Linked DNA regions of Homo sapiens: regions 2, 3, 4 and 5 are each linked to region 1. A link is a loop called in an ENCODE intact Hi-C map of the cell type or tissue named here. Cell type or tissue: GM12878. All regions are shown on one strand. Links, peaks and the distances in the headings refer to the core of each region. The heading gives the core; the rest is flanking DNA. Region 1 overlaps RBM20 (RNA binding motif protein 20). Region 2 holds the start of ADRA2A (adrenoceptor alpha 2A). Region 3 has its middle 480 kb from the start of HEAT2. Region 4 has its middle 94 kb from the start of HEAT2. Region 5 overlaps SHOC2 (SHOC2 leucine rich repeat scaffold protein).

What was found. A loop is a pair of places that touch in the nucleus more often than their neighbours do. Peaks named below come from ENCODE experiments on the same cell type or tissue, not always from the same donor. Only the 100,000 strongest peaks of a DNase experiment are listed, where the experiment ranks them.
Region 2: it touches region 1 in a loop (2.5-fold over the local background); 12 of 110 quality-filtered maps call a loop at or near these places.
Region 3: it touches region 1 in a loop (9-fold over the local background); 12 of 110 quality-filtered maps call a loop at or near these places.
Region 4: it touches region 1 in a loop (8-fold over the local background); 10 of 110 quality-filtered maps call a loop at or near these places.
Region 5: it touches region 1 in a loop (2.3-fold over the local background); 6 of 110 quality-filtered maps call a loop at or near these places.

The regions. Positions count from the first base shown.
Region 1 is chr10:110,742,961-110,749,331 of GRCh38, forward strand. The region is part of intron 1 of RBM20 (RNA binding motif protein 20); the gene reads left to right. LOC124902498 (a long non-coding RNA gene) reads right to left here. Exons shown (of 3, transcript XR_007062286.1): 2 at 6,311-6,371; 3 at 2,734-2,809. Among named protein-coding and RNA genes, the nearest start is that of RBM20, 100 kb to the left of the region's middle. In GM12878, for the core only: a CTCF peak has its summit at 3,577 (motif pointing right); DNase peaks (open chromatin) are centred at 3,705, 4,556 and 5,336; H3K4me3 peaks cover 1,403 bases; H3K27ac peaks cover 2,007 bases.
Region 2 is chr10:111,073,238-111,079,608 of GRCh38, forward strand. It overlaps ADRA2A (adrenoceptor alpha 2A), which reads left to right and starts at 3,792. Exons shown (of 1, transcript NM_000681.4): 1 at 3,792-6,371. The coding sequence starts at 4,760. The coding sequence ends at 6,157. RefSeq lists a silencer at 3,755-3,804. In GM12878, for the core only: a CTCF peak has its summit at 3,051 (motif pointing right); no DNase peak of the experiment used is centred there; H3K4me3 peaks cover 1,371 bases; H3K27me3 peaks cover 1,293 bases.
Region 3 is chr10:111,594,806-111,601,176 of GRCh38, forward strand. No RefSeq gene overlaps it. Among named protein-coding and RNA genes, the nearest start is that of HEAT2, 480 kb to the left of the region's middle. In GM12878, for the core only: a CTCF peak has its summit at 3,864 (motif pointing left); DNase peaks (open chromatin) are centred at 3,661 and 3,786.
Region 4 is chr10:111,204,839-111,211,209 of GRCh38, forward strand. No RefSeq gene overlaps it. Among named protein-coding and RNA genes, the nearest start is that of HEAT2, 94 kb to the left of the region's middle. In GM12878, for the core only: a CTCF peak has its summit at 2,898 (motif pointing left); no DNase peak of the experiment used is centred there.
Region 5 is chr10:111,012,297-111,018,667 of GRCh38, forward strand. SHOC2 (SHOC2 leucine rich repeat scaffold protein) reads left to right here. Exons shown (of 9, transcript NM_007373.4): 9 at 1-1,369. Among named protein-coding and RNA genes, the nearest start is that of MIR548E, 27 kb to the left of the region's middle. In GM12878, for the core only: no CTCF peak of the experiment used is centred there; no DNase peak of the experiment used is centred there.

The sequences.
Region 1 (6,371 bases), core at 593-5,592:
CCCGGAAGGCGGCCCGGGCTGTCATCAAGTCAGTTGCACAGGGACAGTGTGAAGCCTTCTCACTGTGGCACGAGCCATCACTCTCAGAGCACCTCAAGCCTGGCAGGGTTCCGAAAACCTCAGGGTTTAATCACTCCCCTGTTTAAGGAACTCAGACACAATGTATTTTACAAATTATTTTTGAAAGGTTTATATGAAGTGTTAAATTTTATGAACTGTATATTTTACCAACAATGGAAAAAAAAGGCTTATGAGCTTAGAGGCTTTCACATTCATTATTTCACTTAATTCTCTAAACCTCCAATGGGGTAAATCAATTTCTGTTTTGCAGACCATTAGACCAAGGCACAGAGAGATTAAGTGGCTTGCCAAAAGGGGTAAGAGTTTTCATGGGCTAACTGGGGTTATTTTTTTCACAGTTCATCAAATGACAAGTTTAACGTGATATATCTTATTTTATGTTGCATGTGATAAATAGTTACACTTTTTATTTGTTAATTACTAGGTTTTAATGGTCAACTTTAGTCCAAAGCTTCTCCCTCTTCTCACCTTCTCCCAGCCTTCTGATTCAGTTTATACATACACACACACACACACACAACATACACAGAGGCACACACATGCATGCATGCATGCAATACCCACATTGTTCTTTTATATTATTATTATTTTTTGAGGTGGCATCTTGCTCTGTTGCCCAGGCTGGAGTGCAGTGGCACAAACTCAGCTCACTGCAACCTCTGCCTCCCAGTTCAAGCGATTCTCATGCCTCAGTCTCCTGAGTAGCTGGGACCACAGATGCGCACCATCACACCCGGCTAATTTTTGTATTTTTAGTAGAGATGGGGTTTCACCATGTTAGCCAGGCTGGTCTTGAACTGCTGACCTCAGGTGATCCGACTACCTCAGCTTCCCAGAGTGCTGGGATTACAGGTGTGAGCCACGGTGCCCAGCTGTCCTTTTATTTTTATTTGGTGTTCCTTGTTGGAAGAGATCAGCTTCTCTTCACTAGAGAAATTTTTCAGTGATCCTGGTGGGGGCTCCAGTCCCCTTTTCTTTAGGAAGAAATAGAGTAGAATGATTGGGAGTACAGTGACAGGGTGGTGTCACATTTCCTGAGTTTGAGCCTCAGCTCTTCCACTTGCTGGCTGTGTGGCACTGGGCAAACTCCTTCACCTCTCAGTGCCTCAGATACCTCTCTATACAGAGGAAATGCAAGCGGAAGTATAAGGAAGATCACACGAAATAGCGCCTGTCAATCACTGTCAAGCACAGTGCCTGGCACACAGTAGGTTTGCAGGATGCCTGTGGTTTCTGTCACCCTGATGTGACTCTCCTGGGGCCCTTGAAGGTAGCATTCCAGGCCCTCAGAATCTCCAGGGGAGTGACTGGGAGCTGTAGTTTCACCAGCACCGGGCTGATGCTTGTGGCTGGGAAACGCCACTACCAAGGTGATGAAAGGTGAAGGTGGGTTGATATATAAAATAAAAGAACTTGGAGGAAAGTTAATACCTTTGAACATTGGTTCCCAAAGTGTGGTCCTGCACCAGCAGCAATATCCACCTAGCAACTTGATGGAAACGCAGATTCTCAAACCTTCCTCCAGACTTACTGAACGGAAACTCTGGGGGTGGATGCTAGTGATATTGTGTTTGAACAAGCCCTCCAGGTGTGTCTGAGGCCTGCTGAAGTTTGCAAACCATACTTTAGAATGTGAAAGAGCCAGTCCCTATTTCATTTCAAATGAGTTTAGATGTATATTTAGCTACTGAAATAAGAAATCTAAAGATATGTACACTTGTACCAAGAAGACAAGGAAAGAAATCTGCTGATATGAAGACTCAGTTATATTTCGAACAAAGGCAATGAATCCATCTTGGTCCTTTGCTTGGCTCATGGTGAAACATAGCGGCCACCATGTGGGTCAAGAGGCTTGTGTTCAGGACAGCTGAAGGGATGGCCTTGACCTTACTGTCCTCCCAGCACCAAAAGGAGCCAAGAGCGAGAGGTTACTTCTGCCTCTCCGGAACTCCAGCACTTCCTCCCTGGGGGTGCTGGCATCTTTCTTATGCACTGTCACTCTCCTCGTGGTTACTGTTGTTTGGGTCAATGTTGTAAGCAGTTGCTTGAATACAAACCCTCTGCTTTTTCATCCCTGTTTCTCCTGGGCAAACCCAAATGTGACTGCAAAACATCTCCAAATAGAGTCCAGTTCTTCTAAGTGTCAAGGCTTGGCCCAGCCACTGCCTCTGCTGTAAAGACTTTCTAGCCTGAATACCACCATGGCAAGTCATAAGCCTTGTTCTTCCCCTCCTGTGCTCCACATCCCAGGGATTTGATCCCTGCAGGCTGCATTTCCAGGCGCCTGCTGGGTTTGAACAGTGCAAGCCTCTGGGGTGAGACTGCAGGGTGGTCGGAGAGGGATGCCAGGGTGGTTCTCCCCCTCCTCTGTGGCTGGCTGTCTGACAGTGGCTGGGGATCTTCCAGGGCTCTATTGCTACTCCTGTCCCCACTAGCTTTTGTGTACCTTCTTGTCTGTTTGATAAATTCTCTGGATTAAATTCTCCAAGGGATTTGGAGTGGTTTCTCTTTTCTTTATTGGGTCCTGACTAACTTAGCCCCTTGTCTTGCTTCCACTGGGAGTGGTCACTCAGCATTTGCATACGTATCTTCTCCAATAGCCATGAGCTTCTCAGGAGTAGCCGTCATATCCAATTCAATGTCACATCCTTAGTGCCTACTCCAGGAGCTGTCACTTTCAACATGCTTGGTGTTTGATGAATGAATGCGTGATAACATGTGAGGAGGGCTGAAAATGCAAAGGAAAATCAAAGTATGCCGTATATTCAAAATGCATGCAACAAGCAAGGTTTACCATATGGAAATAGCGATGTATGCCCTGCCTAGTAATCTAGTTTAAAATAGTAATAATAAACCTTAAGCTTGTCCACAGTACAGATTTTTTAAACAATAATTTGAGAATGTTCAAATCTGTTCCATTATAAGCCACCCCAGAACTTAATGATTTAGAACCCTTTATTATTTCTCATGATTCTGTGGGTTATGACTTGAGTTGCCTTCAGCTGTTCTTGCCTGGGCTCGCTCATCACCACGTTTGGTAGCGATTCGGCTGGAATTCATATGCGTGGGACCTCAGGAGAAATGGAGATTCTCTCTCCACTAGAATCTCATGCTGAAGGAGGCTGGTGCGGGCTTGTTCACAAAGTGGCAGTCTTCCAAGAGGGTGAGGGGCAAACTCTGAGGCCAATTGAGGTAGAGGCTTGGAAGTTACACAGCATCTCTTCCTGTGCATTCTGCTTCAAAGCAAGTCAAGAGCCCAGCCCAGATTCAAAGGATAGGGAAATAGACTCATGTCTTAATGGGAGGGGCTTCCAGGAATTTGTGGCCATATTTAATCCACTGTAGAGTGGTTATTCTCATTACGAAACATTCTTTATTACAACATTTAGTATGGCTGTACCTTAAGTAGAGCCTCCTGGAATAGATTTAAAAGGTTGCTCAACTGGTAAGACCCACAAATGGAGAGCTGCCACTGCTTTCCTTAGTTCTTTGTCTGACCACCAGATGGTGGCATTGCTCAGTCGACCCCGAGTATTTCAAGGCCGGCACCAAATTCCACCTGGAGATGCCCTTCAAGCTGTGGGAATTCTATGATTTTGCACAGCTGGATTGGGAGCAGGCAGTGCTACCTATGGAGAGGGTCTGGGATTAGGGTTGCAATGGGCATTGGATGCCTCTTTCTCCCTGACTCTTCTAGAACTGTTGTGGGAAATTTCTTCACCTCCCCAAATGGGGGACTGGAGTAAGATGCTGCAAATATCATCCCATCACAATGGACTCAATCATGAAGAAAAATATCGTTTGTAATAAAAAAATTGTTTGCATACTCATGAATTGTCTATCGAAATTACATTGTATTGATTTCATCCTAGTGATGTAAATAATTCTATACCACTTCTTTTTCTTTTTTCTACCCTCTGCACCATTATAGTTGTTTGTATAACAGTGTCTGCAAAAACTGATAACATTTGATTAAGGCCTGCAGTCTAGTCCATTGTATTGTGCCAGTGTCAATTTCCTGGTTTTGATCATGTAATATAGTGATATAAGATGTTATCATTGGGGAAGATAGGAGATAAGGACATAGACCTTTCTGTACTATTTTTGCAACTTCTTGCAAGTCTATAAGTATTTCAGAATAGAAAGTTAAAAAAATACCCTCACTAAAAATAACCTCCACCTGCTTGTGTATTACTGGTATTTGCATCATCATTTGGGAGAAAAGTTGAGCATTGATTTTAAAAACTCTTTTTTTGGGGGGGGGGGTCATTCTGGCAGGGTAGCACTGGCTTCTCAACCCCCTTCAGATCCACTGGCCACTTCCACAGATCCTGCCCAGGCTCAAAGCACCTGCTAGACTAGGTGATCAGTGGTGCAGAGACCTGGAGCCAAGGATGGGGAGAGACAGTCATTGCCACCTCCTTTCTTCCCTTTCTGGACTCAGAGATCCTCTGTCCCAAGTTTCTCCCTTATAGTCAGGGCTCTGCCCTTTACTACTCACTTTCTTGTTTGTTGTCTTAATCGTGGGTTACAATGCTTCTCTAAGACTAACAGGAAGACACTTTTATTTCCATTTTGTGAATAAGAAAACTAACACCCAGGGTTTGAGGTACTTGGCTGGGACCAAAAGTAAGTGATGCATCCAAGGCTAGAAGGTAGATTAAATGACTTTTTAATCTGGGTTTTCCTTGCTAATTTCTAAATACACTAAAAAGAGAAAACTTTTTAGAAAGTTTTCTTTCTGAAAGAGAAAGCCTTTTAGAAAGTTTTCTTTCTGAAAGAGAAAACTTTTTAGAAAGTTTTCTTTCTGCAAGAGAAAGCCTTTTAGAAAGTTTTCTTTCTGAAAGAGAAAACTTTTTAGAAAGTTTTCTTTCTGAAAGAGAAAACTTTTTCAAGTGAAGTAAAACTTCTTTGAAATATTACGTGTTTAAACTCCTAGGCTGTAATTTCATATGCTTTTATTTACTGTCTTGTTCTATTAAAATGCAACCTATAGCACCTTTTAATGTTCACACAGTGTTTGAAGTAGAGAAATGAAACTTTTATGAGTAAGTGGAGAAAGTAGTGTTAACTTTTTTTTTCATTAATGAGAAAACAATAGGCAGCAATGGGTTTAGGAGTTCTATGGCGAAAAGGCATTTCCTGAGATTGAATCAGTGGCAAAAGGAGAGCCTGTTATGTTTTGCTAACCAAAAGAATGTGGGAACATTTTAGCTAAAATGCAAGTTAAAACTGTGAAACATATAAATAAGCATTTGGTATGCTTTTCAGTTTCCACAACAGTAGTCAAGCCAGTGAGCCCTGTGGGGAGGGCTCATGGGCCCTGGACTCAAAGAGCTCAGAGTATGTCTACCTGGGGAACTAAACCAGTGTGCATGAAATGACCAGAGAGTGATATGGGGCAGATAGGGTTTCATGCCAGGGTGTGTACCATGGTTGTGTCTGGAAACAAGGGCTACCGAGGCCTGGATCACTCAGAGGAGGCATCAGGGAGAATGTACTGGACTTGGGCTCAATGTAGAGATGTAGGGGGTAGCTCTCTTTTGACTCCTAAAATTACAGTGAAAAACTGGGTTCTCGTAATCACACTTACGAGTTGTTGTGTCCCTGGACTAGTTATATCTTCTCTCTCTCTCTCTCTTTCTCTCTCTCTCGCTCTCTGTGTGTGTGACAAAATACTCATACCACAAAATTTACCATTTTGATTATTTTAAGGTACACAGTTCAGTGCCACTAAGTGCATTTACAATGCTGGGCAATCATCATGACTATTTAGTTCCAGGACCTTTTCATTACCCACAAAGGAGACCATGTGCCCATTAAGCAGTCACTCTCTCCTTGGCAACCACTTAATGTGGTTTTCGTCTTTATGGACTTGCCTACTGTGTGACACACAGTGTTTTGTGGTGGATGGGAAAATGTATGATATTTAGGCCTTACTCTCAAGGAGCTTACTAATTGGGAAGATGTAATCTGAGAACATGAAAAAGACAGTTACATCCTATGACCAACATCATGCTTGCTGGGAAAACCTTAGAAGCATTCCCAATTACAGTCAGAAATAAGATAAGAGATGCTAAATGTCACCGCTGTGATTCAGCATTGTGCTGAAGAACCTAGCCAATGCAGTAAGACAAGAAAAATAAATGAAGCACAAGGATGGAAAGTAAGAGACAAATTATTGTTATGTGGAGATGATATGGTTGTGTACTTTCAACGAGTTGCTTACCTCTTTTATTATATGTAATACTTTTGGAAATTCAGTGTCCATGTACAGAAAGCAATAGCAT
Region 2 (6,371 bases), core at 589-5,588, 330 kb after region 1:
TTTTTAAAAAGCCTGTTTTAGAGATGCTCTAGGAATAGAGATGAAAAGGACAGTCCTTTCTACCTGCTAGATCATCATACAAATGAATAGATAAGCTAGAGCAAGAAAAGTCCATCTAAGCCATGATAAAATATGTATGGCACCCATGAGAGAGAGAGGTTGCTTCTACTAGGAGGAGGAGGGGTTGCCTAACCAGTTGGTGTAGTGCTTGCTCTCCATCAGCTTGGCTGTTGGGGAATGGTCAGTCTCCTAGAGTGTATGTGACGTTGCCTCCAAGAGTGGGCATTAGATACAGAAAGAGGGAATACATCTTGCCTTGTACTGTCCTAATCTAGTAGACATCAATGGACTGAAAGGACAGGGCTAGAAGGAGGATGTGCTAACTTGTCAATGTGCTCATTTCTGATGAACATTTTGCAGGTTTCTCTTTGGCAGTGCGATCAAGGCTGGAGATTCACAGTAAGGAACTTAGAAAGCTCATTGGGCTTACCACCAGGAAAAATAGAGTTCGGCTCTGTCCTTGCCACTTATTAGCTGGACAGTTTACTTAGTCTGTTGCCTAGTTTCCTCCATCTACAAAGGCAGATAATAAAATCTACATTATGGGATTGTTTTGGGAATTATATAATATATAGTACATAAACTGCTTGGCATTGTGCCTAGCATGTGGTTGGTGCTAATAGGTACTATTTATTTTTAGTAATAATATAAGTAATAATGGACCCCCATTTGGGTCCCCAGAAATGACTCCTTCTCAGGCCATCAAACCCAAACTCCATATTTACAGTGGCTCTCAACTATTTGCTCTGTCCCAGCTCCCTGGAGGGCTATGACACTGTCATAGCAGTCTCACTGGCTCAGGGCAGTGATTCTCAATCTGGGGCCCACTCTTTCTAGCTCAAGTTGGCTTCCTACCCCGGGTAATTTGGACACTGCCTCCTGTCCCCACAAGGGCACTTGCTCATCACTCCTGTCCCCCACTGAGATTTATTGCTTTGGGTGGTAAGTCTTCAGCAGGGTGTGCACACCTGCAGCTCTCAAGGAGTTTTGTCAAAATACACATGCTGCATCCCACCTTGGACCTGGTGAATAATTTCCCTGGTGGGGCATTGGTAAGTGTATTTTGTCTTCCTAGGAAATGCTGATCTATAGGCCTGGTTGAGAATTATTATATTTGTGGATATCTTTCTGCTCAGCAATGTCTCACTCAGCTTGCACAGCATGAAATCTTCTAGCAAAAATTAATGGTGTCCACATAGCTTTTCAAAGCTCAGAGATACTGACCCTGTGTGACAAACTGAGGAGGCAGAACCTTTGGTGATAAGGAACATGTGACAGGAATAAGAACTCTGTGTATAAAGGGGCCATGTATATCACCCTACACATGGTGCATACATCATGGTACTTAATAAAATGCAGCACTTGTTATTATTGGTATTCGTTGTGTATTGGCCTCAGGGTTCCTGGCTCTGAAAAGACCTGTTCCCATTTTAGGAGAAAAGACTCCAAATCAGGGAATTAAGAAACCACCTGGCTGTTTGGGAAGCATTTAGAAAATATGACAAGAGGTGTCATACACAGGCTAGCAGCAGAAATTTCAAGAAAGATAATTACTGTAAACTTTGTTTTTATTTCCTCTTTTGATTCTGAAATTAGGAAGAAGAGCAGTGTGTTGGAAGCTGGGGTGCAGATGGTAAGTGATGGTCTCCTAAGACTCAGTTCCCGAGTTCTACAAACAGCAACACAGCAAACCCCAGATTGCCACGGGCTCTGATTTTTGTCTCTTAGTATTCATACTTGAAGTGTGGGGTTCCTAGTTGCTGTGCAAAAATGACTGTAGCCATGTTTCCAACTGAGCCTACTGGCGATGTCCAAAGCCCCTGCCAAGAGCCTCAGAGCAGAGACTTTAGTAGAAGATGGAAAATGAGTGACTCAACAGAGCGAGGAAATTGTCTTCTCAGCTTCCTTTAGATTGTCCAGAAAGGGAGATTAGAAAGGCTCCTCAGAACTAACACTGGAAAGGGAGTTTATACCATTAGGGCAAAGATTGGGAGACAAAGGTACTGAAGTCAAATGAGACTTCTGTGAAATACTTTGGAAAGTACAGATTTTGAGACTACATGAACAGCAGCAGCACCAATAACTGTATCACTGGTGCGGGCTATAGACATCAGCTGGGAATGAAGGTGATTCTCAGGGCCCTTAATTTAGCCATCAGCCCCCAGCCAGACCTAAGCCTGCAGCTGGCTGCACAGAGAGGCAGCCTGTTCCATCCTTGGAATTCCAACTTAGGTGACTGCACAAGGCATTTTGGTTTAGTGGTTCCTTAAATAAGACGACATTCCTTTAAGTCTAATCTCTCTCCTGCTGAAATTTCCTACCCTCTTGGGTTTTACCATTAAACTGCTTGCTCTCATCTGAAAAGTGCAGCTAGCAGGGTGCAAGCTAGTGCTCTAGTGACCGTTAAAATCTATCCTAGGACAGCTAGCACGCACGGAAAAACTTGCCATTCGCCGCACACCCACTCCCCCCCGCCCCCACCGCTATTCTTATCAGAGAGAACATGGAAAATATTCTACTCCCTCTTCCCCTTATTGAAGGATGCTGTGTGTACATCTGAATGGGGGTGGGATGCGGGGCGGGAGTGGAGTCTAGCTTTCGGTCCTCAACAAAAACATAATGATTCCCAGCAAGCCAGAGCTGTGCAACCAAGGAGGCAGGATCCTGGCCTCTCTCGGATCTGCAGGAAGGGTGGGCTGTGCGGGTCCAGAGTGGGATGCCCGTTCTGGCCGGCGGTGCCTGCTGAGCCCTTCCTGATGTGACTTTATTAGACAAACCCCCACTCCCGCCAGGGGTAGACACACGAGTATCTGCTTTAGGAAGATTTCTGCAACACGGCAGGGTGCAATTCAAACTCTGGGTTCTCCTTTCCTGAGCTTAGAAACCAATTTGTTCGGAGATAGGAGAAGGCTCTGTTGGCAGAAGACCTAAGAGACGGGAGGAGGCGCCTGGCGTCAGCGGGTCGCTTCTCAGCCGTGACCACGAGCGGCCAGCAGGTGTCAGTGCGTCCTCGCTTTGCCCTGGCGCTCGGCTCCTGGACCCCTCCCCACCTCGGTCTAAGGGGGCGCGGTCCAGACCCCGGGTCTTGCGTTTCCCGCAGACAGCATCGCGGCTGGGAGGACACGTAGCCGCTTCTTCCCTAAGCGGAGGTCTGAACTCCGGCTTGTACCACTTCCCCGTGGGTGCTGTCCATTCCGCCCCAGGGGTTCCATCCGAAGCCGCGCCTTCCTCCCTCTCCAGGACCCCTTTCTCCCCAGCCTCCAGGAGCACCTGCGGACCGCGTCGGCTCTGGCCCGGAGCTGGGCTGCTCCAGACGTAACTCACACCGGAGGTTACTTCCCTCGATTTGGGCGGGGATTCCCTTCCATTTTTTTCTTCCCTTTTCTCCCAAGATCCAGCTTCTTGGGGGCACTCACGGGTGCCCGTTGCGTTCTGCTCCGTCGGCCCGGAGCTGCATGGCCAACTCCCAGCAGGGGCCGCTCCTCCCCTACCCCCCACCCCCGGGCTCCCTCTTTAAGTCTCTAGCTCAAGGTACCCGCCTCTCCAAAGGGCTCGTCCCGCCTGAGGGCAACGCTCCCCGAGGTCCAGCGCTAGGCGCGGGCGCTAGACTGGCGGAGGGGTGGTGCGAGGGGCGGGGGAGGGTCGGCTTCCCACGTGGGGGCTGACGCCGGCTGCTCAGCAACGCTTGCTTGATCCTGGGGCTATAAAACGAGTCCACCGTGAGCGCAGCGGAGCAGCAGCAGCTCCAGCTCGGTGCAGAAGCCCAGCAGCCGGCGTGCCGCCGCCCGGCCACTCCAGCGCCTTCTTCCCCGCCTTGCGCTCCTGCCCCAACTCGCGCTGTCGTCGGACCCCGGCCCATCCAGCAGCGCTCGGCGCCCACCAGGCGGACGCCCAGGAGAACCCCTGCCTCCGTCGCGGCTCCTGGAGAGCTGATCGTTCACCTGCCCCGGCCCGCCTGAGGACGGGGGTGCCTTCATGCGGCCCCCACACTCCTCACCCCGCCGCCGCCGCCGTCCCGGAGCTCCGCACAGTGTGCCCCAGCCCCAGCAGGGCGCACAACTTTGGAAGTCTCGCGGCGCTCCGAGAGGCGGCAGAGTCCGCGCCCCAGCCCCGGGCCGGGCCGGGCCAGAACCGCAGCGTCTGGGGGAAGCCAGAGAGTCGGTAATCGCTTCGGGGATGTAAGGCGACAGACATAGGACCCCCGAGCTCGCATCAGCACCCTTCGGCTGCCTCCCGGGGTGGGGGCGGGCCCCGCACACGGTAAGACCTCTTGCTTTCGCTCAGGCTCAAGATTCAAGATACAGATATTGATATGTATATATATATTTAATTTCCTGTCATCCTTCCAAGTTATCAGGCCACCGATGATTTTTGTTCTCCCTTCTTGAAGAATAAATCTCTCTTTACCCATCGGCTCTCCCTACTCTCTCCCGCCGCTTAGAAATAAAACTTGGCTGTATTAGGAGCTCGGAGCAAGAAGGCGCCCACCGAGAGCGTCTGAAGCGCGAGCCAGGCGCAGTTCGCGGGACCCGGGCCATGGGCCGCTAGCGGTCCTCCAGTTCGGGCCCGGCCTCCCTGCGGCCCCCTCCCTATGTGAGCCGCAGCCAGGCGAGCGGGGCGCCGGAGGAAGAGGAGGACCCACGGGCGCCGGGCCGGAAGGCAGCTGGCAGCAGGCCCAGGCCAGCGGGCGCCCGCGTTCATGTTCCGCCAGGAGCAGCCGTTGGCCGAGGGCAGCTTTGCGCCCATGGGCTCCCTGCAGCCGGACGCGGGCAACGCGAGCTGGAACGGGACCGAGGCGCCGGGGGGCGGCGCCCGGGCCACCCCTTACTCCCTGCAGGTGACGCTGACGCTGGTGTGCCTGGCCGGCCTGCTCATGCTGCTCACCGTGTTCGGCAACGTGCTCGTCATCATCGCCGTGTTCACGAGCCGCGCGCTCAAGGCGCCCCAAAACCTCTTCCTGGTGTCTCTGGCCTCGGCCGACATCCTGGTGGCCACGCTCGTCATCCCTTTCTCGCTGGCCAACGAGGTCATGGGCTACTGGTACTTCGGCAAGGCTTGGTGCGAGATCTACCTGGCGCTCGACGTGCTCTTCTGCACGTCGTCCATCGTGCACCTGTGCGCCATCAGCCTGGACCGCTACTGGTCCATCACACAGGCCATCGAGTACAACCTGAAGCGCACGCCGCGCCGCATCAAGGCCATCATCATCACCGTGTGGGTCATCTCGGCCGTCATCTCCTTCCCGCCGCTCATCTCCATCGAGAAGAAGGGCGGCGGCGGCGGCCCGCAGCCGGCCGAGCCGCGCTGCGAGATCAACGACCAGAAGTGGTACGTCATCTCGTCGTGCATCGGCTCCTTCTTCGCTCCCTGCCTCATCATGATCCTGGTCTACGTGCGCATCTACCAGATCGCCAAGCGTCGCACCCGCGTGCCACCCAGCCGCCGGGGTCCGGACGCCGTCGCCGCGCCGCCGGGGGGCACCGAGCGCAGGCCCAACGGTCTGGGCCCCGAGCGCAGCGCGGGCCCGGGGGGCGCAGAGGCCGAACCGCTGCCCACCCAGCTCAACGGCGCCCCTGGCGAGCCCGCGCCGGCCGGGCCGCGCGACACCGACGCGCTGGACCTGGAGGAGAGCTCGTCTTCCGACCACGCCGAGCGGCCTCCAGGGCCCCGCAGACCCGAGCGCGGTCCCCGGGGCAAAGGCAAGGCCCGAGCGAGCCAGGTGAAGCCGGGCGACAGCCTGCCGCGGCGCGGGCCGGGGGCGACGGGGATCGGGACGCCGGCTGCAGGGCCGGGGGAGGAGCGCGTCGGGGCTGCCAAGGCGTCGCGCTGGCGCGGGCGGCAGAACCGCGAGAAGCGCTTCACGTTCGTGCTGGCCGTGGTCATCGGAGTGTTCGTGGTGTGCTGGTTCCCCTTCTTCTTCACCTACACGCTCACGGCCGTCGGGTGCTCCGTGCCACGCACGCTCTTCAAATTCTTCTTCTGGTTCGGCTACTGCAACAGCTCGTTGAACCCGGTCATCTACACCATCTTCAACCACGATTTCCGCCGCGCCTTCAAGAAGATCCTCTGTCGGGGGGACAGGAAGCGGATCGTGTGAGGTTTCCGCTGGCGCCCGCGTAGACTCACGCTGACTGCAGGCAGCGGGGGGCATCGAGGGGTGCTTAGCCCCAGGGCACTCAGAAACCCGGGCGCTGCCTGCTCTGCGTTTCCTCGTCTGGGGTGGCTCTGCAGCCTCCTGCGGGCGGGCGTCTGCTGCTCCTACAAGGGAAGCTTCTTGCTGCCAGGCCCACACATCCCCAGTTGTTGGTTTG
Region 3 (6,371 bases), core at 855-5,854, 850 kb after region 1:
AATTTCACCTATGGTTACAGAATCCCAGTGACTTAGTGTCTCTGCAATCATTCTCCCTGGGTTTCCGGAGAAGGGAAAGTAAATGGTAGACTTTCAATCTTGTTTTAGGCCTCGAGTTTTCCAAAATCTGTTCTCCAGACTGTTTTGTTTTTAATTAAAATTTACATAGAATTGAATGAGTTAACTTTTGGAAATCCACTAACAGAGTGCCAGCCATGCAGTAGGTAGTAATGTCAGTTAGCGTCATTTTACCGAAAATAAAGCTAGTTATGTTTCATTTGTGTTAGCACTCCCACCTCTTTGCTGATCCAAATAAAACCTCTCAGAGGTACACAGCAAAAGAGAATTATAGACACCATCTAAATGTGAACTTTTGCCCACAGTTTTGCTTGGAAGTGAGCAGGTCGATTTCTTATACCCTCATTAAAGCATTTCATATTCTCATATTTGAGGAAGGATAACCTGCTGCAAAGAGAAGAGATGAGAACAGGTAGAAACATGCTTGCAGATGATCAATGTGCCTGGGATTTGCCTGTGGCTTAGGAAAGGCCAGAAGCCAGGGCTTGGTCTAACTTTTAGCCAGTGAACACACCTTTTACTAGTGCCTGGTCATTCGTCTACTCAGCAGTTGGAAACCACCTCCCTCCAGGAGCCTATTGACAAACCACAGCCCTCTTTTCCAGTTCTAGGGAAATGGGCAAAATGTAAGGAACAAAATGCTGTCTGCCTTCTTCTAATGCTAGAGCCATCTCGTGAGCCAAAGAGCCAAAGAGGGTGACTTGTGAATGCACTCTAGAAAAGCAAAGTGAGAGCTGTTATGGAAAGAGTGCTAGACTTGGAATTAGAGTTCCAGTCATAGTCCTGTTTCTTATTAGCTACATGACCTCACACCAATACACGTGCTTCAGATGTAAGACTTCTAATCATGGGTGTTTGGAGCATACTCTGCCTTACTTACCTCACAATGCCACAGTCATGGTTTTTTATGAATAATTTCAAACATGTATAGTACAGAGAACACCTATATACTACACCCAGATTCAACAGTTTCCTAGATTTTGCCACACCAGTATCAGACATTATGCCTTCCTTTCTTGGCTAAGTGTTTTTAAGCAAATCTCAGAACTCATGTCATTTAACCACTCTATACTTCAGTATGCATTTCTATAAAATACAGACATTTTCATATATAACCACAATGCCATCATCAACTCTAGTCAAATTAACAATAATTCTGTGATTTGTCTAATTATCCATTATATTCACATTTCCTGATTGTAACAAAAATTTCATTTTATAGGAAGCTTGTTCAAAACAGTATCCAAATAGGATTACACATTGCATTTGGTTATGTCTCCTAGAATCTTTTCATATAGAGCAGTGCCTTCCTCATCATTTTACTTTTTCATTCTACTGTCTTTTAATTTGTTTCTGTAAACTTCATGTTTGTTAATAACAACACTTTTTCTCTGAGGGTTCCATTATAGTCATGTTTGACCTTTCTTCCCAAAATTACATCATACGGGATGCCATGTATTTTATCTTCCTTCAAGTGGTAAATATTTCTGGTTTATTCACTAGAATAAGTATTACTTAAATTAATCAGTGGGTTCAAATGGTAAAAGCCTGACCTTTCATGGAAAAATTCTCCATTCATTTTTAAAAATGTCTTCATTCATTGAAAATCTTTGCCTAAATTATTGATTCTTATTATAAGTTGCAAAATGATAATGTTCTAATTCTGTCACTTCTTCAACCCTTTACATTTATTAGGTGGAATTCCTCTATAAAGAAGTAGTTTTCTTCGTCAACTAGGGCTACTTGGTCATATTGAAATACTGCTTATCCAAGAAAGAAAAAATAAATGTTTAATTATTTCCCTTTAATTTTCAGAGTGAGGTTACTTCCAATGTGACCAATGAGTCTTTTTTAATTTGGGGGGTTAAGGGCTATCTTTTTAAAAAAACTATTATTATAAACATGTATATTTTTGTAAATTCACAGAGGTGTTCCTCAGTTAATTTGTTCTGATGTTCAAATTGTCCCATCTTTGGTCAATGAGTGACCCTTCAAACTGTTTCGATGTCCTTTTGATGTAATTCCATTCATCTTTGACTACATCTTTGCTATCTGCATAAAAAGATGGCCAATGCTCATCTTATGCATTTCCTGTCTCAGATCTGGAATTAGTCATTCTTCCATGGATTCCTAGTTCCTTTTAGTGGGACACAGTCGGTTTTTGAAAACTGGGATCATGAACATGAAAGTGTAAACACTAATGTGCTGGATCCTGGTTACTATTAGCTTCCACCGTGCCACACTCTCAGTGTCTGCCAGAGCAGATCTTTCAGTTGACTGATTTTTCCCTTTCATCTCCTACATGCTATACCTCCTGCCATGAATTTCAATGCACACAATAAATATTCCTTGTGATGAGGACTGGGTATAATTCACCATTGAATCTCCAGGGCCTAGAACAGATCCTGAGATATGCCAGGGTGCCCAAAACTTTTTGTTGCATGAATACATTTTTCATTCTAAGAAAACTTTCCTGCCTCCCATCTTTCTGAATCAATTACTTTTTAAAATTTTAAATTATAATTTACATCTCTATTAAAGTTTCTAGCACCTGATACACTGGCACAGAGTAGGCATGCAATAAATATTATTAGATAAATAAATGAACATATGATGTCATAACACCAATCTTTTTCAAATCTATCAGGGCTTCCTCATTGCTCTTGCATACATTTTAAATTCCTCAACATGGTATACAAGGCTCTGCATCATCTGGTCCTGACTATCAATCCTTTTAGCCCCATCTTCTACAACTTTTCTTATTGCTCACCCAGCTCTAGCCTCACAGACTTTTTTTTAGTTCTTTAAAAGTACCTCATTCCACCCTGCCTCTGGGTTATCACATGCTCTTCCCTCTACCTGACATGATTCTCATTCTTCTCCTCTCCCTTCTCCATTCTGCCCACTTAATTCCAGCTCCTCTTTGGATATCCCCTTATAATCATCTCTTCTAGAAGGCCTTGTATGACTCACACGCCTCCAGACCTCCTTGCTATATGTCCTCATAGCAAGGATGTCTTGTTACTTTATTACCATGGTATTTATTATACTAGTAATGTGTTATTACTTGCTTAATGTCTATATTCTCCACTAGGCTGTAAGCTCTATCCAGGCAGTGTGATCTAACACTCTATTCCCCATTTCTCAATAGGTGCCCAATCAGTACTGGCTGAATCAATGGATATTAGATTCATTATTAGTAGATGGTAAGCTCCTGGAATACAGGAACTATGCTTTTTCCATCTTCATATCCTTTTGAGCTTCCAGAATGATTTGAATTACTAGAAGAGATTTAGGAAATGTTGATTGAGTGGCTAGACATTGTCCCTAATCAAGGCATTTAGTTGCCCTAACTGTGCAGAGAAAAGCATTTCCTGGCACAGCCTACCACTCCAGTCCAGATTCTGAGTATGAAGTACTTTTCCTCCTAATGATTTGCAATGTACCTGTATGTTCACCTCCCCCACCATCAGCTTTAGACAAATCACAGTGCCAAAGAGCCAGCAGCTGGAAGGGTGGCCTAAGGAGATTGCCACGCTTGGACTGGTTGCATTTTTCTTTGTGCACCTAAGAACCGGTATTTAATCCATATGACCCTGCTCTACGCCTAGGACAAGGCTGAGTGCAAGCTGGGGGAAGAACCCTGCTCTATCCAGAATGATTTCACTGATAGGAAGCCATGCAACTGCATTCCATGGGTCCCTTTCAGCCGCCGCTTAGTAACAGAACAACTCCATAACCAGTTACAGCCATAGCCGGGAGGGGAAAGTCTAGTGCCACCTACTGGTTACAAGTCAGACTGCCTTGCTTACATAACAAATATAGCCTCTATGAAGGGCAGGCATTTTGAATATCTTGTCAACTTTAGTGTGAACTTTTATTATAGAAAGAACTATTCCATTTCATTTGGGACAGGGTGCTCCTTAGTGGATCAGCATACTTGGAATCAGTCAATTGCAAAGTCAGGAATAAAGGTTCTTAAAAAACTGGCACAGTAGATTTAAGCTAATGGTCTAGAAAATTTCATATTGAGAAAGCAGAATTTATTTCTGGTGGGGATAGGATGGGGTGGGGAAGAGTAGAGAAGTCTTCAGTGCATCCATTGGTATCTGAATAACTACCCATTTGCAAACACAGTTACTGGCTAAGAGACGGTTTGCACAATGGCTAATACCTCAGACTTTAAAATCAAGCAAATCTGGATTCAGATTTCAGCTTGGGCACTTATTAGCTGCGTAACCATAGGCAAGTTGCATAACTTCTTTGAGCCTCGGTTTTTCTCATCTGTAGAACAGAAGAATAGTACATAGTACCTACCTTATAGGATTTTTGTAAGACATAAGCGAAGCTATATATATATATATATATATATATATATATATATATATATATATATATATATATATATATATATATAAAGCACTTAGCCCACTTACTCCAGTAGTGCTTATTAAGGTAATTTTAAAAATTGTTACTTCTATAAGAAAACTTCTTAGAGCATTATTTTGATATGACTTTTCCAATCATTTACATAAAGACACAAAAGACACAGCTCAGACTCTCAAAGAGCTTGCAGACTAGCTGGGAAAACTAATACATAAACACCTAACTGGCGCACAACTGGACAGCTATTCTAGTTGAGCTATGAGAAACAGAGGAGGGAGCAACGAAGTCTGTTTAGGTTGGGAGAAGAGACACAATAACTGAGTGGGTTCTTGAAAGATGGAGAGAACCACACCTAAGATGGACAAGTGAAGGGAAGAGCAAGAGTAAGAGCTTAGAGGCATGAAAGTGAAGGGCATGTTAGGAAATACAGAGTTGCCTGATGCAACGAAAGAGAACTTTAGGTGGGATGAAGCTCAGTGTATTCAAGTCCCCAGAAGAAGGCATAGTGGATCAAGACGAGTTGGCAAGAGTAAGAATGGGGACAGATGCTCTGCAAGGGTCCTTGGATGTTCTGTGATATTAGTAATGGACATTGACTATTTTTGTCCAATGCCCATTTTTCTATCTGGCAACCTGGTTTTCCTTTGGGGAATAATCCATTCCGAATTTTCTGTCCATGTGGTTTGGGTTGTGCTGATCAGCTAACCTCATACCCATTTCATTTTAAAGGGTAGTCATATGATCCATGCTTGGAGAATGAGTATATTCCATCTGCTTGATCACAGTGGCTGGTTCAAAGATTGATGATGTTACCTAGGTTAATCGAATCAGAGTGAACTCTAGGGCAGCTGAGAAAGCTTACAGCATTTGATTACTGTAGGGTGAGTGTAATGAACCCAACTGTAATGAACCCTAAGGTGACTCAGGGCGATTTATAGCATTTGATTACCATAAGGATGTACAAGCCTGGGCTGCTGGGGGGTCATCACATGTCCACCAATGAGACAACAGAGAACAAAGAAAAAGTGAAGATAGAGAGGAGATGGACTAACCCCTGACTATGTAATCTGGACTCCTGGATCCAGCATTCCTGATGAACTTTACAATTCCTGAACTTTTCAATAAATGTATCTTTTGCTTTAGGCCACATTAAATGGCTTGCTATCACTTTCAACCAAGAGATTCCCAACCAATAAAATATCACTGGTTTCATATTTTTAAAACTTTTTGCATTTTATATCTCATGGGACTACCTCATTGTTATAACTCATACATAACTAGTAGACATTATTAATACATTTCTCAGCAAAATCAGGGAACCCTCTAATTCCCCAAACCAAGTCTTTCAGATGTAAACTCTTTAAATTCCTGATGAGCGAGGAAACAATAGATTCAGCAGATAGGTAAGAAAGTTATTACACCTAGTTTGCAGCCCAAGCTAGTATTTCAGTCAACAATGCATGCCATTTTTAGACAATTAAGGTTTGAAAACCATCTGCATGAGTTTTAAAGACTGTTACAGGCCCTCTGCCTATTGTTGGTCATGTTTTCACTGCTGAATTCCCGCTGAATATATAAGAAGACTAAAAAGAAAGCTCTTTACTATTGACAGCTTTGATTCCAGCCCCAGCAAAGCATTATACTTGGAAATCAGCATGCTCTCTTATTGCGCCTGGAAGCCAGCCAGCTGACAAGAAAGAGCCACTGCTCTGGGACAAGGCCACAAACACAGGTGCCGGCATGCCCTCTCTCAGCTGCCCCTGCTGGAACTGCAGTGCTCAGCAAGGGACATATCTGTATGGGATACACAGAGGCTTCAGCAGAGTAAAAATGTTCATAAAAGGAAGTATTTGGCATGATAGATTACATTTTTCCTATCTTTATATAGTTTCAAAGGTTCAAACAGT
Region 4 (6,371 bases), core at 611-5,610, 460 kb after region 1:
ACATTGAGCTGTTTTAAGAGCCACAGGGAGGACCAGATGGCACTTTTGTGTGTGTGTGTTAGTTTATGGTTAGAGAGTCCAGGGAGAAAAGAATACAGCCTGTTTGACCTTTCCGCCCACATCAACTGCATCAGAATCTCTAAAGAAGTTGGGGGGCCCATGTGACGCCACGCTCATCAGCGGGGAGCAAATCCAGACCTGCCCTGTCCTAGCTATGTGACTGCTATGGTTTGACTGTTTACCCCTCGAATGTCATGTTGAAATTTGATCCCCAATGTTGGAGGTGGGGCCTCATGGGAGGTGTTTGGGTCATGAAGGTGGGCTTCTAATGAGTGTCTTGGTGTCATCCTCATGGTAACCAGCATGTTCTCTCTGTATGAGTTCCTGCCAGAGCTGGTTTGCAAAAGGAGCCTGGTGCCTCTCCTCTCCTCTCTTGCTTCCTCTCTCACCATGCTGGCTCTCCTTCCCCTTCCATCATGAGTGGAAGCAGCCAGAGGCCTTTACCAGGTACCCAATTGTACAGCCAGCAGAATTGCAAGCCAAATATTAAATCTTTCTTTCTTTATAAATTACCCAGTCTCAGGTATTATTTAATAACAACACAAACAAAGACAATGACCTTTGCCAAGTAAATTCTCCTTGGAGAGCCTCAGATGTCTCATCTGTAAGTCGGGAAAATGACACCTGCTCTTATAAGGATTGCAGTGACAATGGATCATGCCTGTTAAGCATTTGGCATAGGATGGATGCCTACTCAGGGTGTGTTGGATATCCCTTCCTTCTTCTGATTTTTCCACCTTCCTGGAGTCTTGCTTTCTCTGTAGTCCATATTGCAGTCCCACTTTCATGAGGACAAGTTAGCAGCATATGCTAAATTAATTTCTGAGATCTTGGCTACTAAGTGTTTATGGTTTAATAACCACCTTCCTGGCTACTGACAGAGGAAAGAGATGGGAAAACACTCAGAATCCATAGGGATGACTCTGTAACATGGAACTCCAGGCTCTACCAGAGGTTGGGGAGAAAATCACCATGTAGGAAGTGGCTAACTCTAAGCCCCTGCTAGGCTACCTTCTGACCGTTTGAGAACATCCAGTACTTGAAACCCTGCACCTAGCGTTTTTGTTTCTCTGCAGTTGTTTAGCTCCTCTTCTTTCTGGTCTCCTTTGCCTTGATTTTTCTCCACTAAAAAGTGGAGGAAAAACAGAAGGAAACAGCCATCTCCCTTCAAATGGGCTGTGTTCACAGTTTCCATGGAAAGAACCCGCCCCTTGAAGGGCGGCAGAAGAGGTGTTAGAGTCTGACAAATGTCAAGAGAAATTGATCACAGGAAGGTAAGATGCCAGGGAATCAATGCTGTCCCTCCTGGGGAGACACATTGGACAGACAAGCTGTCAGGAAGGACACGCACAGCTTGTACCTTGTAGCTGTGTTTGGGGTAGAGGAGGGAGCCACCTCCATCCATCTTTGTTTATTCAACATCCTCAATGTGTGCAGTATAGCTCTCAGTGATATGAAGGGTACATATGTGATCTCTGGCCCCAGGAGCCCCAGACTCACCAAGGAGGCAAAGCATAGAACTCAGGAAACTCTTGGCAACTCATCTTGAGGATGTTAGGTTCTCAGCCAAGGTTCAGGAGACCCAGAGGTGAGTTCATCCTACTAGGCTCAGAGCAGCTTCCTGAGAGAGCTGAGCCTGATAGCCATAACAGCAGGGGTGACTATTTTTTAAAGCCTGTTCACATCTTCTTTGCACAGAGTGAGACAAGTCAGACATGTTGCAATAAAACTCTGTTCATAACACTAGGGAAGGCTCATTCTGGTGCTTGGCATGCTAAGTGCTGTATGTCTGTCAGCTGCTCTAGTAAGTGTTATTATTTTGTTGTTGTGGTTTTCCAACCTTTTTGGTCAAAGTCTCAGACACCATGCCTGGGTGAGGCTGTCATTGCAGAGGTATACTGCTATGACTCACTTGAAAATCCTTTGATGGCTCTGAAGCCCAAATTTCATTGTGGTCCCCTCCCCAGGAAATTGCTGCTCTACTTATGGACTTAGAGAAGTTACTCTGTTCCTGGGCTCCTGACGACCTGTCCCAGGTCATCACGGCCATGCCCCTTGAACTGGATGCTTCTGCCATGCTGAGCTATCATGTGGGTCATGCGTACTCATGCCTTTGCCCAGGTAGCTCCTTCTATTCCTCAGAATGCTGCTTCCTCCCACCGTGCTCCACCTGGAGGACACCTACTCATCCTCAAAAGCTTCCAGCCTCAGCCCTTCCCCTGCACCTCTGCACAGTCTCAGCAAAGAAGGCTGAAGTGCTCCTCCTTTGTGTCCCAGCACACTGGACACACACTTTCATCACAGCAATTCCTTTGCATCAATTTTCCCACCAGCCTCTAAACTCCTTTAAGGGTGGGGACTGGACCTTGCTCACCACTCTTCCTTCACCCAGCTGCTAGCACTGGCCTGGTCCATGGTAGGTCTCTACACATGTTTGTTGAATGACTAAAGGACAATGAGGGGGATAGAAACAGCACCAGACTGAGAATCAAGGGACATGAACTCTAGACCAAACTTGGTTGGGGAGGAAAATAGCTTTGTGACCTTGGCCAAAGCAGCCCCACCTGTGTGAGATTACCTTCACAAAAGCACTTGGGAAGTACACATAAGAGGTCAAGGTTCACAGACAGCTGTCTTCATTTCAGGGTAGGCCTGTGACCAATGTGGAGAAGAGCCAGGGGACATGCTTCTCATCATGAATGGAAACACACAAAGGTTGGCTTCATTCCAAATATGAAGCCCTCAAAGCCAGTAATTTAGTTTAATCATCTACATGAATTGAATGTTTAGTTCCGGAAAAGATGCACAGCGCCTGGAGTTTGGTTCCAGTGCCCCCTGTTGGCTGGGCTGGATGACTTTGGGGAAGGCCTCTGACTCTTCAGGTACCGCAAACGTGCTTGTCTATTACTTGTCAAATGTAATTGTCAAATGTAGCTGCCCTCACAAGGATGCTGCAAGCATCACGGCAGGTGATTAACAGGAAAGCACTTGGGAAGCCATGGGGTGCTTAGAAACAGAGGGGTTGCAGGAGTGGCTGCTGTGGGAGGCCCCCCATCCCTCCACCCCAGGTGCTGAGAGTCTCGGCCTTGAGGGTGCACAGCTGTGGCCTTCTCCTGAGACCTGTCCTCAGGGGTACAGGTGTCTCATCACAGAGCATCCCCTCCACTCTCCCTACCTCTGACAGCCCCAGGCATGGCAGATGACATGGAGGAAGGCTGGCCTCCTTGCCATAGGAGGGGAACAATGTGTGGTGCAATTGGTGCCCCAGCATGCTCCTCCAGGGTAGCCTGTAAATCCCTAAGCAGTGTCTCTTAAGTGCATTGCTGTCATAGTCATTCGGTAAGTTCTCCAGAGAAGGTCATCTAATCGTATATCAAATATCAAAGTCAATAATAGAATAAGAGTGACTATAGCTTTCAAACACAGCCTTCACAGCCCTGGGGTTCTGGAGGCATGCCACTGGGACTGCTGGTGTGTGTGTGTGTGTGTAAAAGGGAGCCCAGAGGGTGGTGAGGGCTCCCCTGGACTATTCACCCTCCACATTTTGATGATGAGGCAGCTGAGGCCCAGAGAGGTGAAGTGGTTTCCTCAAGATCACACAGCTAGTCAGAAGCAGAGCAGCGTTCAGAACTCAGCTTCCCTTAATCCAAGATGAATACCTTTTCCATGGCACCTCTCCACCAGCCAGAGCCCTGCCAGGAAACACAAGTCTGATGGATGATTTGGTGAAAGGAAGACTTTCAGAGCAATGGGCAGGGTTATGAGGATCAACAAGGGATATTGAGGCACCCACAGACAAGCAAGAGCAGGGGTCTTTACCACCTCTTGGCTTGAAGCATCAAGGTCAGAGAACAGTGTTATTGGAACCCAGTGAGAGCTGAGGGGGGAGAAGTGGCTGCCCAGTAGGGGCTGACGTGCAGAGGGGAGAAGACCCTGCCAGCACAGTGGCCCAAAGAGGGCCCTCTGACCCCTACCCGACCCTCGAATCTTCTTGCCTGCTGGTAGGCAGGCAGCAAAGGAGCCCTGAAGATGCATTTCCTGGAGGCCACCCCCAGGGCAGAGAAGGATGGAGATTGATGCCAAGGAAGCAAACAGAATGACCAGCACAACTTCATGATGCAGCCATTCCCTCCATTCAGGGTAGTGGACGGTGACAGGGCAAGACTCCAGCACATTGCAGGGCAGCTTTCCTGGTCCCTCTGTGTAATTTGTAGTGAATTTGGTATTTGTGAATGTGCCTCGTGTTCCCTCAGCTTCAGAGCCATCTACTGTTCTGAGAGGGGCTTGTCTTCCTGAGGACCATGGTGGAGGAAAATGCTCCTCTTGTGAGACAAAGGGAATGAGTGACAGGACAGAGAATTTCCTGGACGGCTCTGTACCAGAAATGTACCAGGTTCCACAGTAGATGGGCTCTGCAGAGTTGGCATGAGTGATTCACAGGAGTGTGCTTGGTGAGTTTGGACAAACATTGAAATTGGGTTTTGCTAACAAAGCCCTACTCCACCATGAACAGGCAGGGTACCTTGAATCCTAATTTTCAGATTCTGAGGGACAGCATTTGCATGCTGTCTCTATGAAGAACTTTATTCAAAGCTCACTATTGATTGTGGTCTTGCAGGTCCTAAAGAGAAAACTTGCTTCTACAGAAATTTATGATTCATGAAATGCTGTCTCCTTTATAAATTCTTACCCCTGAGAAGCAGACCCTCTCCTTGGCAGGAGTTCTTCAGGGAATACCCTGGGGACCAAGCAACACTCCAGTTATTTTTAAATTGAGCATATTCACACTGATTTCAAGGACAGTGTATGCGCTTATTGATTCAATAAACATGATCCTGCATAAGGAATTATTGAGTAGAAGGCTATGCTGGAAGGTGGAATTGAGAATCTGCCCTCACGTTCCCAGAACTCAACAGGACCAAAGGAAGTGATGCACGTTGAAACTATGATTCTGTTTTACACGGTCAGGCATAGAGCATCTGCCACTACAGCCTGTTGGCTGCTTGCCTTGCCATGCAAATTTGCTTTCCATCCAGGCCAATTTGCTCTAGTGAGGGTCTCCCTGGATGTCATTAGCAATGCTTTATCTTCTGATTATGTGAGGAGTGTTGTGTCTCTGAACATTATTGCCTGCAGATTCTGGTGAGTGCAGTGAAGAAAGTTGATGGTATCTCAGTAGATCGTCTTATTGACCCTTGGGAAGTTTCTTCCTCTCCTTTGCATTCTTTTACTAGGGCTTTAGAAAATCTGTTTAACTTCGAGATATTCCCACATTATATAGGCTGGATATGCAAACATCAGCCTACAAGGATCAGCTCTTTGAAATGTCTCATAAGTCTTAGCAGAAATTGTTAGAGAAGCTGAGGTACAGCTTAGCTTATGTAATTATATGGACAAGCTGGGCGTGGTGGCTTATGCCTGTAATCCCAGCACTTTGGGAGGTTGAGGTGGGTGGATGACTTCAGTGTAGGAATTTGAGACCAGCCTGGGCAACATGGCAAAACCCCATCTCTACTAAAAATACAAAAAATTAGCTGAGTGTGGTGGCACATGCCTGTAGTCCCAGCTACTCCAGAGGCTGAGGCGGGTGGGTCACTTTAGCCTGGGAGGTCAAGGCTGCAGTTAAGTAATGATTGTACCACTTGGGCAACAGAGTGAGACCCTGTCTCTCTCTCTCTCTATATATATATATATGAACAAGCTAAGAATGCCTCTACCTTTTAGTGTTTGGTAGCGGTGACAACTTATCAGCCATTTCCTTTTCATTCCTCTTTTACTCAATAAATATTTATTGAGAAACTATTGTGCATAAGGCATGTGGTAGGCACTGGGGATATGGCTATAAAAGAGAACCAAAAAATCCTGTGTAAGTGTAGCTTTTTATTTAAAATGTGTTGGAATCTTTTGGTTCATCCATCCATCCATCCCCCATCATCTATTCATATGTTTGTTTCACATTGACTTGCATTACCACATAGTTCCATGTGGCTGAAAGAGCTTCAGAGAAACACTAAGCCCCACGCCATTATCTATAATTTAGCTAACAGGTCAAGTATATCTACAGCCTATGCAGACTGTGGAGACCATGGTGCCTGAGACCCTGTTAGTAGGACTGGAGGATTGGGGTATAATGTTTCCCATGTGATGAGAAGGATATAGAATGTCATTTGAAAGAGGGAGAAAATCTTATGGTCCATAACTTTTCTCTGGTAGCTCTTGATATTTAAATTTATAACCTTTCATTGATTGCTGCATGCATTCATTCAAGAAATGTAGATTAATCTTCGGCCATTTGCTAAGTAATAGGAATA
Region 5 (6,371 bases), core at 594-5,593, 270 kb after region 1:
TACAGTCAGAGTAAATCACTGGATTTCTTTTGTTTGTTTTGATTTGCTCTGTTTTATTCAGTCAAATCTAGAGTTTGAATCCTCTGCTAAAGAATTTGCATCCACTGGTGTAAACAGTGAAAGGTATTTGCTTGTTGAAAAAAAAAACTGGCAAAGTGAAAAGATACAGTCAAAAATCTAGAATTTCTTTAATTTTGCTTCTCTGACGAGTTGTGAAGCAAAATACCTGAAGTGAGTCTTTGGGTAGGGGAAGGGTATTGAGACCTTTTCTAGTATGAATATTTTTTAAGTTTGGGGGAAGAGAAACTTGCAGTGAAAAGGAGTTTTTTCATTCCTGAAAGTTGCAGATCCACAAAACTAACAGGATAATTGGGCAAATAAATTACATATAAACACACACAATCTATATATGTATATACAATGCTATATAGATATGTATTTATTATATCATAAACTACAGTAGGTAACTTTAAGGATTTCTTCCTATCCTTGTACAATGACATGAATGTCTTTCTTTGAAAACTGCAATGTATGTATGTTTCAAGGTTATTTAACAGTGTACTATGGTTTTATATCTTGACTTGCCTTGTACATCTTTCAATTCTGGAATATCTGTGTCTAAGCACAATATCTTCACACTGTGCTGTATTGCTGCTGAACTAAATGCACTTTTCCCCACATATGGGGCACTGGCTTCAAACAATTCAGTTCAGTATCATTACTTTTAATCTCATCTTTCCTTTCTTGGTAGTTGTTAATACAGTTATGGAAAAGAGGCACATTGCATAGAAGCCATTGGGGAGTTCAGTGGAAGTTCTGTAAGATGTGCATGTACTATTTGATGCGTTTTCTTTGCTTCACTGCTTTTAATACTTAGCAGTATTGTTGGTCTAAGTCAATTTGATTATTGAGGAGTCTCAGAGCAAGGTGCGTTCTAGATGTCATCCTAAAAAACACTTCATATATAATTAATCACTATTTTGTATAATTACATATTGCTGCTTGTGTGTTTTTTTTTTTTTCCATTTAGTTGGGCGTTGTGTTTTACACAAAACCATTTTTGAATTAAGGCTATGATATTAAGATAGAAATTTGGACTGTTGTTCTGCTTTTCCTGGCACTCAAATTCATGACTAGTTTTGAGGTCAAACCTATGTTCGTAATGAGAGATTTTATAAGGATCAACTAAGAAATGGAAGGCAGGTGAAGATATAAAACCCTAGAATGCTTAAATGTGCTGTAAAACTATTGTAGATGTCACTGGATTTTACCAAGTAATATCCTTTCTTTTTTTTTTCCCCCCATCTGCTGTGGCTTTTCAGTTAAAATTTTGTTTATAAAAGGAATTTGTTTATTACAGCTCTACCTAGAGCTTGTGTGTTTGTGTGGTTTTTTAAATCTCGTATCCAGGTGTGTTTATATATTAAGATGTTGGGACTTGAACTTTAAAGGTAGTAACTAAATGTCTTTTCTTAAAAAAAATGGTTATTGTTTCTTAAAATGAAAATATGGTTTTTAAAGCATTTTTGTTCCACCTTTATGTTAATCTGTAACAGTAATGTAAAACGATCAGTCTTACATGTAGAAGTCATGCTGTGTGTAAACAATATAATGACAAGTTATAAAAAATTTTAAAGAAGTATAAAATGTATATCCTCTGTAGGCTGTCACCTTGTGAGAGCCCACAAATTTCATTATTTCCCAAGAAACTAAAATGGACTCTGATTAAGATATCCCTGTGAAATCAAGATATTTAATATTTAAATAGTTTGAATATAATAAGGGATATTGTTGAAGACTACATATGAGCTAATACTTTTTCCTGAAACTGCAATGGGACTAATTGGCATATCCAAAAATTTTCCTTTCCTTTAAAGAAATTATATTTAGTCTCTCCATGAGACTCAGCAAATAAAATAAGAATGTCCGAGGATGTTACATTATAAAAACATTGCTCTAAACTTTGCTTTTTGTTAATATGTAGCAGAAAAATGGCAATGGTAATGCCAAGCTGTCCTTTTCTGAGTTTAATACTTTCTAAATCCCACATGATTATTTTATACAGAAAGGAGGAAGTGCTAAATAATTTATGAACTTTATAGATACAAGTGAAAACAGTAGATGATACAGGAAGGGAAAATACACATAAAACATTTATTTGTACTTAAAATGTAGGTATTGCAATGGGAATGATCTCTAAAAAATGTAATTGCAAATTTCTAATTTATCTAATTGTGTAGCTTGAATCATTTAAAATAGATAAGTTATTATACATTAAAATTTATCTAGATTTTCTGTAAATTTTTGTTATAACCTTTTGCTTTTCATCTGTTACTTCCTTTTTTTTTTTCCTTTTTTTTTTTGAAACAGAGTCTCGTTCTGTCACCCAGGCTGGAGTGCAGTGGCGTGATCTCAGCTCACTGCAACTTCCGCCTCCCGGGTTCAAGCGATTCTCCTGCCTCAGCCTCCAAAGTAGCTGGGACTATAGGTGCCTGCCACCACGGCCAGCTAATTTTTCGTATTTTTAGTAGAGATGAGGTTTTACCTTGTTAACCAGGATGGTCTTAATCTCCTGACCTCGTGGTCCGCCCACCTCAGCCTCTGAAAGTGCTGGGATTACAGGTGTGAGCCACCACGCCCAGCCTCATCTGTTATTGCTAAGCCATGTGTATTGAATCCAAATTTCACCTTGCAGAATTTATAATTGTTTATTAATAGGAATGTATAGTAACTAAGTATATAAAAGTAGACACTTCTGAAATGAAAAGGGGGCACTACCAATAGTTATATAGGGCCAACAGCACAACATTGGTCTCAGGAAATCAGAATATATGATCACTCTTGCATGATTAAAATTAGATAAAAGTGGATAGCATAATTCAAAATAAACTGGAGAAGTATACATTCCTGAAATCTATAAACTTTAAAATGAATTACTTGTGAGGAAAGATCTCCTTCTGCCTTGATCAGAGGATAAGATAGTGTATCAGATGTCTTAGCTAAAACTTATCTCTTGCCTTATTCTTTTGAGTAGTTTAGTCTTTAGGAGTCATTGGGAAACGCATGGCAATCTTTAGTTGATTATGTAATCTTGGAGAATTTGAATGTGCCAGAGTTGTGACATTGTCTTGGTATCTAAGGGGGTATCTTGAACATTGTTACATTAGGCAAATATGAGAATGTTTTATAAAATAGTTATCAGTACTTTGTTATTGAATAGAAGGCCTTTCTGAGAAAAATTTCTGGGTTTATTTTTTCACTTTGAAAAATGACTTTAAAAATAAGGGATTTTTTTAATTTTTAAAAACTGGAGTTAGTTCTCATTACCCTTAAAAAATACTTTCTTTTGTATACACTTATTAAATATCCCACTGACATTATAAGTTCTGAATATAAGCGGTTTTGAATTTAAATACCTGTTTGTGATCAAGACTTCATCTGGATAATAGTTTATAGTATTTCAGACTGGAAACGTTTCCAAGTTTGGTAGGAGGAGTAGCCTCTACTGTTTAGAGTAGTTGGGGCAGGGCATGCCTTATACAGCTTTTGCGGTTTGTGCGGTATACAACAGCATAACATGTTGGGGGTGATGTTCATTCACATCATAGATTTGTATATTATCACAGTTTTTTTTAGCAGGTGTTGGTAAAGTTTCTTGTTCTAACAAAATCAATATATTATGTCACATTTCTGACAGTTAAGAACCTTAAGGAAGGAGCTTTTTTTTGTTTGTTTCTTGCACAATGGCGCAAGTTTGGCTAGAGGGGAGATTCTGTCTTTGTGCAAATTATTAGAGTTCCATCCTAGGAATCCTTATGATGTAATAATATTTAAATGGCATTAGAAGCATTTTATATATTATAGGTACTCCAAAAAATCATCTTACTTGGAAAATCTAATGAGAGTTTTTGGGTGCTTTATCAGTGACCGTCATCATTTAGATGTTCTGTGTTATCTAATTTGCCTTTTATAATTATTGATGTTGTTTCTTTCTTTCTTTTTTTTTTTTTTTTTGAGACAGAGTCTTGCTCTGTAGCCCAGGCTGGAGTGCAGTGGTGCAGTCTTGGCTCACTGCAAGCTCCACGTCCCGGGATCACACTATTATATTCTCCTGCCTCAGCCTCCTGAGTAGCTGGGACTACAGGTGCCTGTCACCACACCTGGCTAATTTTTTTGTATTTTTAGTAGAGACGGGGTTTCACCGTGTTAGCCAGGATGTTCTTGATCTCCTGACTTCGTGATCTGCCCGCCTTGGCCTCCCAAAGTGCTGGGATTACAGACATGAGCCACCGCACCCGGCTTATGTTGTTTCTTAAAATGAAAATATAGTTTTTAAAGCATTATGGAGAATTTAACCTTCCACTGGTCTGATCAAACAATATACAAGTAGCATCTGCATCAGCCATCTATACCATTTTCTTTTTATGATTTCGAAGAAATTATTATTCAAGAAATCTGTCCATTTAGCTAGTACTTAAAACCTGATGTCCACTACTAAAAATGTTTTATGTGTGGATCAAATAATTTATTTTAATATTAGTCTTGAATAGAAAAATATACTAATATAGTTTTTTTCACATTTGCTGTTTGTCTCTTCTTCCACCTCAAAACTCATTTTTAACATAGTTCAGAAAGTTATCTTATAATTGCTAAATAAGAACATGATGATGTATTTAACAGTTTGGATTTTTCTCCAGGTAAAGATCAGGTTTCCACTGATGTTTAACAGGGCTTGTACTGTGTTAAATACTTAGCTATTCTGAATTATGATTCAAGGCTAAAAGGTATAAATAGCCTTCAAATAATGTACTTTGAACTTGAATTATATTGTTGATTATTTCGACTTTATAAAAATGGCCATTTTAGTAAGTCATTCTGTATTGTTATTCAATGGAAATAATGTATTTGTAAATGTTCTGCCATAGAGTCTTTGAAAAGATTTCTAATGCTGTGTGTAACTGAAGCTGGACCTGAAGTCAGTCTTTGCAGTGTCATGAAACCATAAAAATGTGGAACTGAGAGAAATGACTTTTTACTATTATGAAATTCTTCTGGAGAACTTTGAAACAGCAAATGGCATGTAGAAGGTATACAGAAATAAGTGCACAAAAACATGCAACATAGTATTTGATACGGTCAGTGGTGTCCTTCATTATAGTTGTTTATGTTGTTTATATATTATTATTTTTAAAACCCTAAATGTCAGGGTTTTTTTTGTTGTTGTTGTTATATCCTGTCATGAAGACTGTGCTCTATAATGGAGAAATGAATTCTTAGAAGTCATTCTTCCATTCTCTGAGCCTTCTAGTCCTAATAGTATTTTTATCATGATCTCCATGTTCTGTAAAGAAAATGTTTTTGTTTTCTTTTGTAAACTTTTATAAGAAAGTTTGCTCTGACTCAGCTGTTTAGGATGTCATGGTAACTAAAGGTGGAAATTGAGTGCAGGTTTCCTAGAAAAGTAAGTTGTAGTATTGGCTAATTATGTAAGTTTGTGTTCTAAAATGTTTCACAAAAACAAAAGCTATGAGGATAAAGGAGATAATACCCAATGATAACTATTTAATTGGCTGAAGAAAACTTAAGGAAGACAACAAATTTTAGTCCTTTGCACAATGTGATTAATTGTCATCTTTCCTGGTATCATTCTTTAATATGTATTTTTAAAAACCACTGTGGCTACCTTGAGAAGAATAGATTGAAGGATATCACAACTAGAGACCAAGAGGCCAGATGAGAGACTGTTAGAGTAATCCAGATGATGGATGACAGTGACTTTGATTGAAATTTTAGTAATGGGGTGGAAAGAATGACCCTTAAGGGAGTCTTAGCAATACATATTAGTAAGAAGTAATGATTGAGTGGGTAAAATGACTAAGGATCAAAGAATACTCCCAGATTAGTGGCTTAAGCATCTGGGTGTATTTACTAAACTAAGGAAACTTGGCAGAGGACCAGATTCTTTTGGTTTGTTTAGAGGTAGGAAGAAAATGTGTTTTAGAGCCTGTGGAACATCAAGTGGAGATACCAGGTAAGCAATTGGATACATACATGTTAGGAAGTTAGGCCTGGAAACAGATGATCCAACATATAGATGGTAATTGAAACAAGGATTCCCTAGGGAGATCATGTAGGATGGGAAAAAGATGGAATCCCTGATGAACTCCAAAAATCAAGAAGTAGCTGTAGTAGAGGTGAGAAATTGTATTTCCTTAAAGAATTGGGGTGGAGGATGCCAGATGGAGAATGTTAAGGGCAGTATAGGACTGCTTATCCTCTTTATTTAGATTTAATTCCCTTAAATCTTCTCTTTAGAAATAACATGTTAAGGATTGAGCTTATTTTTCTGCATTAAAAAAATTTTACCGCTC